2 separate regions of the Homo sapiens genome follow, and region 1 is linked to region 2. The links are chromatin contacts, found by POLR2A ChIA-PET in ENCODE. All regions are on one chromosome and are shown on one strand. Each heading gives the region's core, a stretch centred on a gene start or an enhancer-like site at or near the end of the contact. The rest is flanking DNA. Distances are from core to core; before and after follow the strand shown. Region 1 overlaps ARID3A (AT-rich interaction domain 3A). Region 2 has its middle 5.1 kb from the start of PALM.

Region 1 (2,700 bases), core at 179-2,678, 240 kb before region 2:
CACTCCAGCCTGGGCGACAGAGTGAAACTTTGTCTCAAAAAAAAAAAAAAAAAAAAAAAAAGACTCCAGGCCTCATCCCTCGTCCCCTCCCCACAGAGTCCAGAGGCCAGGAATGAACAGCTGGACAGATGAGGCAGGAATGAAGAAGGAATGAAGACGGAGCAGAGCCTGGGGCTGCAGGCGGGAGGAGGGCACGGGGGGCAGGAGGACCTGGAGGACCTGGAGTCTCGCGCCCCAGTCTGCCCATTCTCCGGGCCTCAGTTTACCCATGGTGGGGGTGGGGCCGAAGCCATCAAGAAGCGGAAGCTGGCGCTGTGGCCCCGCAGGACCGCGGCCCCGGGAGGCCGGGGGATTTTGAATCTCGCTGTTTTTCCCGTCCCGGAAACTCCCAGGACTGACAGAGGCAGCAGAGCTGAGCGTGGACCACAGGGCCAGCCACACGGGGCTGTCAGTCCACAGCGTTTCTGCCAGGACAGGGCACTCTGCAGCCATTATTGAGCACCTCCTGTGTGTCCTGGACTATCTTGTATGCTGGGGAGATGCAGTGTCCAAAAAGGGCCCGGACTTCCCGGTTCAGGGAGCAGGAGGAAGAGGTCAGCTGGGGCGGGTGGGCTGTGAAGGGAAACACCAGGGGACAGGCGGCCCCGACCGACCTGGACTGATGGGTCGGGGGAGGGCAGGGTCACCCACACCCAGCAGGCGCTTACTTAGCTAGCGTCTGCTGTGTGACCTCAGGCCCTTCCCCGCCCTCTCTGGGCTCTGCCTGGCCATGGGTTGCTCCTCGTGCACCTGACCAGCCGGGGGGCTCCCCCGCCTGCCTAAGCCACGAGGTCCTTTCAATTCCCGTCAGCACAGCCAGGCCTCGGCGGATGCAGATGCTGAGAGCCCCGCCGGGCGTGGGGAAATTGGGGAAGTGATTCTGGGCAGGGCCGAACATCTGCCGGCTCCACTCCCCCGGCCCTGATGGGCCCCGAGTCCCCTCTCTGGAAATACACAGCGCCGCACCCACGGGGCGGATATTAATAACACTCTCCAGAAATGACAATGAAGCGCGGCCCGGGAAGCTGGCGTGGTGAAGGTGCTTCTCTGTGGATTTCCAGATCACGAGATTCCGGGGGAGCTTGCTGACGCCAGACCCTCCTCATTCTCCCGTGACGGGCCCTTCGTGCGATCGCCACCCTGGCACCTCGGTCTTCTCATCTGTGAAACGGTCCCGGGGCATCTGGGTGGGGGCTGAGACATGGATGGGGGAGTCCCTTGCTCAGGGAGGAGACGCTGACCGGCCGCCAGCCCGTTTCACAGTTGGGGAAACTGAGGCCCACGAGTCCAGGACGGCAGCGACAGGCCTGGTGCTGAGATGTGGCCGGGGTGGGATCAGCTGACAGGCACTTCCAGAAAGTTGGTGCAGAGGAGGCAGGAGGCAGCCCCATGGCGGCGAGATATGACGTGGAAATCTGGGGCCCGCAGTCCCTAATAGAGTCTCCGCCGAGGGCACTGGCCTTAAGCAGCCCCTCTATCTGCCAGGAAACCCGTTTCACAGATGCAGACACAGACACAGATCTGGGCTGACGGCAGGGGGTGCCCCAGGCCACACACAGACACACCCCACCCCACGGTGCCCAGCAATGGGGGGCACCCAGCAAACATTTCAATGCAGAATCTCAGTGTGGGCTGGGCACAGTGGCTCCCACCTTTGATCCCAGCACTGTGGGAGGCCGAGGTGGGCAGACTGCTCGAGCCCAGGAGTTTGAGACCCGCCTGGGCAATATGACAAAACCCTGTTTTTACAAAAAAAAAAAAAAAAATTAGCCAGGCATAGTGGCGCACCTGTAATCCCAGCTACTCAGGGGGCTGAGGCAGGAGGATCACGTGAGCCCAGGAGCTCGAGGCTGCAGTGAGCCGAGATGACATCACTGCACTCCAGCCTGGGCAACAGAGGGAGACCCTGTCACACACACACACACACAAACAAACAAACAGAATTTTAGTTTTGAAGCCTTTGGGATTAAAGAAAGAAAACATTAGCCGGGGACGGTGGCTCACGCCTGTAATCCCAGCACTTTGGGAGGCCGAGGCAGGCGGATCACTTGAGGTCAGGAGCTTGAGACCAGCCTGGCCAACATGGTGAAACCCCATCTCTACTAAAAATACAAAAATTAGCCGGGCATGGTGGCGGGCGCCTGTAGTCCCAGCTACTCGGGAGGCTGAGGCAGGAAAATGGCGTGAACCCGGGAGGCGGAGCTTGCAGTGAGCCAAGACCGCGACACCGCACTCTAGCCTGGGAGACAGTGAGACTCCGTCTCAAAAAAAAAAAAAAAAAAAAAGATTCAAAAAATTAGCCGGGCGTGGTGGTGCACGCTTGTAATCCCAGCTACTCGGGAGGCTAAGGCAGGAGAATCGCTTGAACCCGGGAGGCGGAGCTTGCAGTGAGCCAAGATCGCACCACTGCACTCCAGCCTGGGTGACAAAGCAAGACTCTGTCTCATAAATAAATACATAAATAAATAAATAAAAAGGAAAAAGTAAAAGTAAAAAAAACAAAAAAATAAAAATGAAATACCCAGTGTTCTCCTCCCCCAGGCAGTGACGAACCTGCCACTCCACGCGGCCGGGGCGTTCTGTACAGGGTCCCCGCCCCCCAGACCGGCCAGCCCACCCACAATACGCCCTCATGCTCCCACCTGGACGCCGGGCCCCTGC
Region 2 (2,700 bases), core at 72-2,571:
TTCCACCTCCCAGGTTCACGCCATTCTCCTGTCTCAGCCTCCCGAGTAGCTGGGACTACAGGCTCCTGACACCACGCCCGGCTTATTTTTTGTATTTTTAGTAGAGATGGGGTTTCACCGTGTTAGCCAGGATGGTCTCGATCTCCTGACCTCTTGATCCGCCTGCCTCGGCCTCCCAAAGTGCTGGGATTACAGGTGTGAGCCACCGCACACAGCCTACAAATTTTTTTTTAAAAAATTAGCTAGGTGAGGTATCATGCATCTGTAGTTCCAGTTACTCACAGGCTGAGGTAGGAGGATCAGTTGGACCCAGGAGATCGAGGCTACGGTGAGCTGTGAAGACACCACTGCACTCCAGCCTGGGTGACAGAGCCAGACCCTATCTCAAAAATAAAATAAAATAAAAGATTCAGGGTTTGAAGGGTGGTGGAGGCATTTTGTGTAAAAATAGGAGGAAGTGAGGAGGCCGTGGGGAGGGTAAGGGACTGCTGGGATCATTTCTCCCACCGCCCCAGCTCTAAACCTCCAGGACTCACACCTCCCTCCGAGCAAAAGCTAAAGTCCTCCTGCCACTCTCAAGGCCCTGCACGAAAAACTCGCGCCGCCCACACCTCCCGACTCCAGCACACACAGGCCTGGAGGTGATGCCACTTGAACCGGGGAAATGGGCCGGGCAAACGGTGGAGGGAGACGTTCCAGGTGGCCGGAACGGCCTGGCAAAGGTGTGGAGGTGGGACAAGGTGGGGTGTGTAGTGGACCGGAGAGAAGCTGCCTCGAGTTGCCCTTCACACCCTCACTTCCACCGCCTCACTGCGCTCACCCACCCACAGGCACTGCAGCGCCCATCCGCGTCCTGTGGGGAGCAGTCACTGCACTGAGGCTCTGCCTCCTGCACCTCGGTCCCCACTCCCAGCTTCCGAAGCAATGTCGGCCCCGCCCCCTGCGCCCTAGCCCCGCCCCCTGAACCTCGGACCCGCCTCCTGGGCAATCTCGGCCCCCGCATCACCCCGCTAGCCTCGCACCCTGCACCCTAGTCCCGCCTCCCAGCAGCCTAGGCCATCTCGGCCCCGCCCCGACCCCGCCCCCTGCACCATGGCCCCGCCCCCGACATCGGCCCCACCTCCCTGCATCCCAGGCAATGTCGGCCCCGCCCCTGCACATTGGCCCCGCCCCCTGTGCCTCGGCCTCGCCTCCCAGGCAATGTCGGCCCCGCCCCTGAACCTCAGCCCCGCCTCCCAGGCAATGTAGGCCCCGCCCCTGCACCTCAGCCCCGCCTCCCAGGCAATGTCGGCCCCGCCCCTGCACCTCGGCCCCGCCTCCAGGCTTCCAGAGCGACGTTGGCCTGACCCCTTCCTGGACTCAGGGACAGGGGAGGAGTGAGGTTTCCCTGAGGGCGCCCCTGCCCTTCCTACTTCCGTAGAGCTCTACCCCGGGGCTCCGCCCAGCACGCCCCACCACTCCTTGCAGATCTGGCCACCCTCTGGAGCCTTGGACGACCGGAAGCTATAGGTGGGTCCCAAAACCTCACTCCTCCCCTGTCCCTGAGTCAGAGACCCCCCTCGCCTCTCCCCAGCCATGACTTTAGCTGAGGCCTTATGGCCCCCACCCCAACCCTGAGCCATGTCGCCTCCGGGTCTCCCCACCTCCTCTCCCTACTCCACTCTTTCACCAGAGAAATATGCCCTGGCCTGCCCCAGCTCAAACACCATCTATGGTTCCCCAGTGCCCTGCAGCCCCACAAGGCAAAGCTGAGCCCAGACAATCCTGTCTCTTCCCTGCTCACCTCTCCTTGCCCCACAACCAGCTTGGGCTTCAGCCATCCAGACACCTGCTGTTAGACGCCTTGTGTGTTCCTCTGGGAGAACTTCCCCAGCTTCCCCATTGTCACTGGGTGCCCTCGGTACCCTTGTTGTTTTTATTTTTTTGAATAAGATAGGGTCTCACTCTGCCACCCAGGCTGGAGTGCAGTGATGTGATCTTGGCTCACTGCAGCCTCGACCTCCCCCATCAGGTAATCCTCCCACCTCAGCCTCCTGAGTATCTGGGACTACAGGTGTGCACCACCACACGTGGCTAATTTTTTTTTTTTGAGACAGAGTCTTGCTCTGTTGCCCAGGCTGGAGGGCAATGGCGCAACCTCAGCTCACTGCAACCTCCACCTCCTGGGTTCAAGCCATCCTTCCACCTTAGCCTCCTGAGTAGCTGGGATTACAGGTGCCCACCATCATGCCTGGCTAATTTTTGTATTTTTAGTAGAGACGAGGTTTCACCGTGTTGGCCAGACTGGTCTGGAGCTCCTGACCTTAGGTGATTCACCTGCCTCGACCTCCCAAAGTGCTGGGATTACAGGCGTGAGCCACCGTGCCTGGCGTTTGCTATTCCTCTTGTCTGTCCACACTCTCTTTCCCACTAAATTCTTCTGACAGACAATGTCATTTACATGTTGTGTTCAGCGTTTCCTTCCTGCCTCTCTGCTGAATGTCAGCCCCACAAGGGCAGGAACTTGCCTGTCTTCTTCACTGCTGAGTCCCCAAGGCCCACAACACTGTCTGTACACAGTAGGTGCTCAATAAATGCTCACGGAATGAGTTGAGTGAATGAATGGATGGTTTCCTGTCTTCTACCCTCTTCTCTGACTGTGATGGCTTCCATGGGAAGGACGGGGCAGGATCCAGCTTACGGATGGGCAAACAGGCGCTT

The links. ChIA-PET counts read pairs that join two places held with the same protein, here RNA polymerase II (POLR2A).
Region 1: POLR2A ChIA-PET joins it to region 2 with 10 read pairs in activated naive CD4-positive, alpha-beta T cell. The contact joins two enhancer-like sites. POLR2A ChIA-PET finds 5 or more read pairs at or near these places in 2 of 52 experiments (GM10248 and activated naive CD4-positive, alpha-beta T cell).

What each region holds. Positions count from the first base shown.
Region 1 is chr19:946,064-948,763 of GRCh38, reverse strand. All of the region lies in intron 3 of ARID3A (AT-rich interaction domain 3A), which reads right to left. Among named protein-coding and RNA genes, the nearest start is that of ARID3A, 21 kb to the right of the region's middle. RefSeq lists enhancers at 882-1,281, 1,362-1,421, 966-1,465. Within about 2 kb of position 1,428, at least 5 of the 41 ENCODE cell types and tissues checked have a DNase peak (open chromatin) inside an H3K27ac peak, as active enhancers do.
Region 2 is chr19:702,497-705,196 of GRCh38, reverse strand. No RefSeq gene overlaps it. Among named protein-coding and RNA genes, the nearest start is that of PALM, 5.1 kb to the left of the region's middle. RefSeq lists silencers at 973-1,072, 1,173-1,492 and an enhancer at 130-1,100. Within about 2 kb of position 1,321, at least 8 of the 41 ENCODE cell types and tissues checked have a DNase peak (open chromatin) inside an H3K27ac peak, as active enhancers do.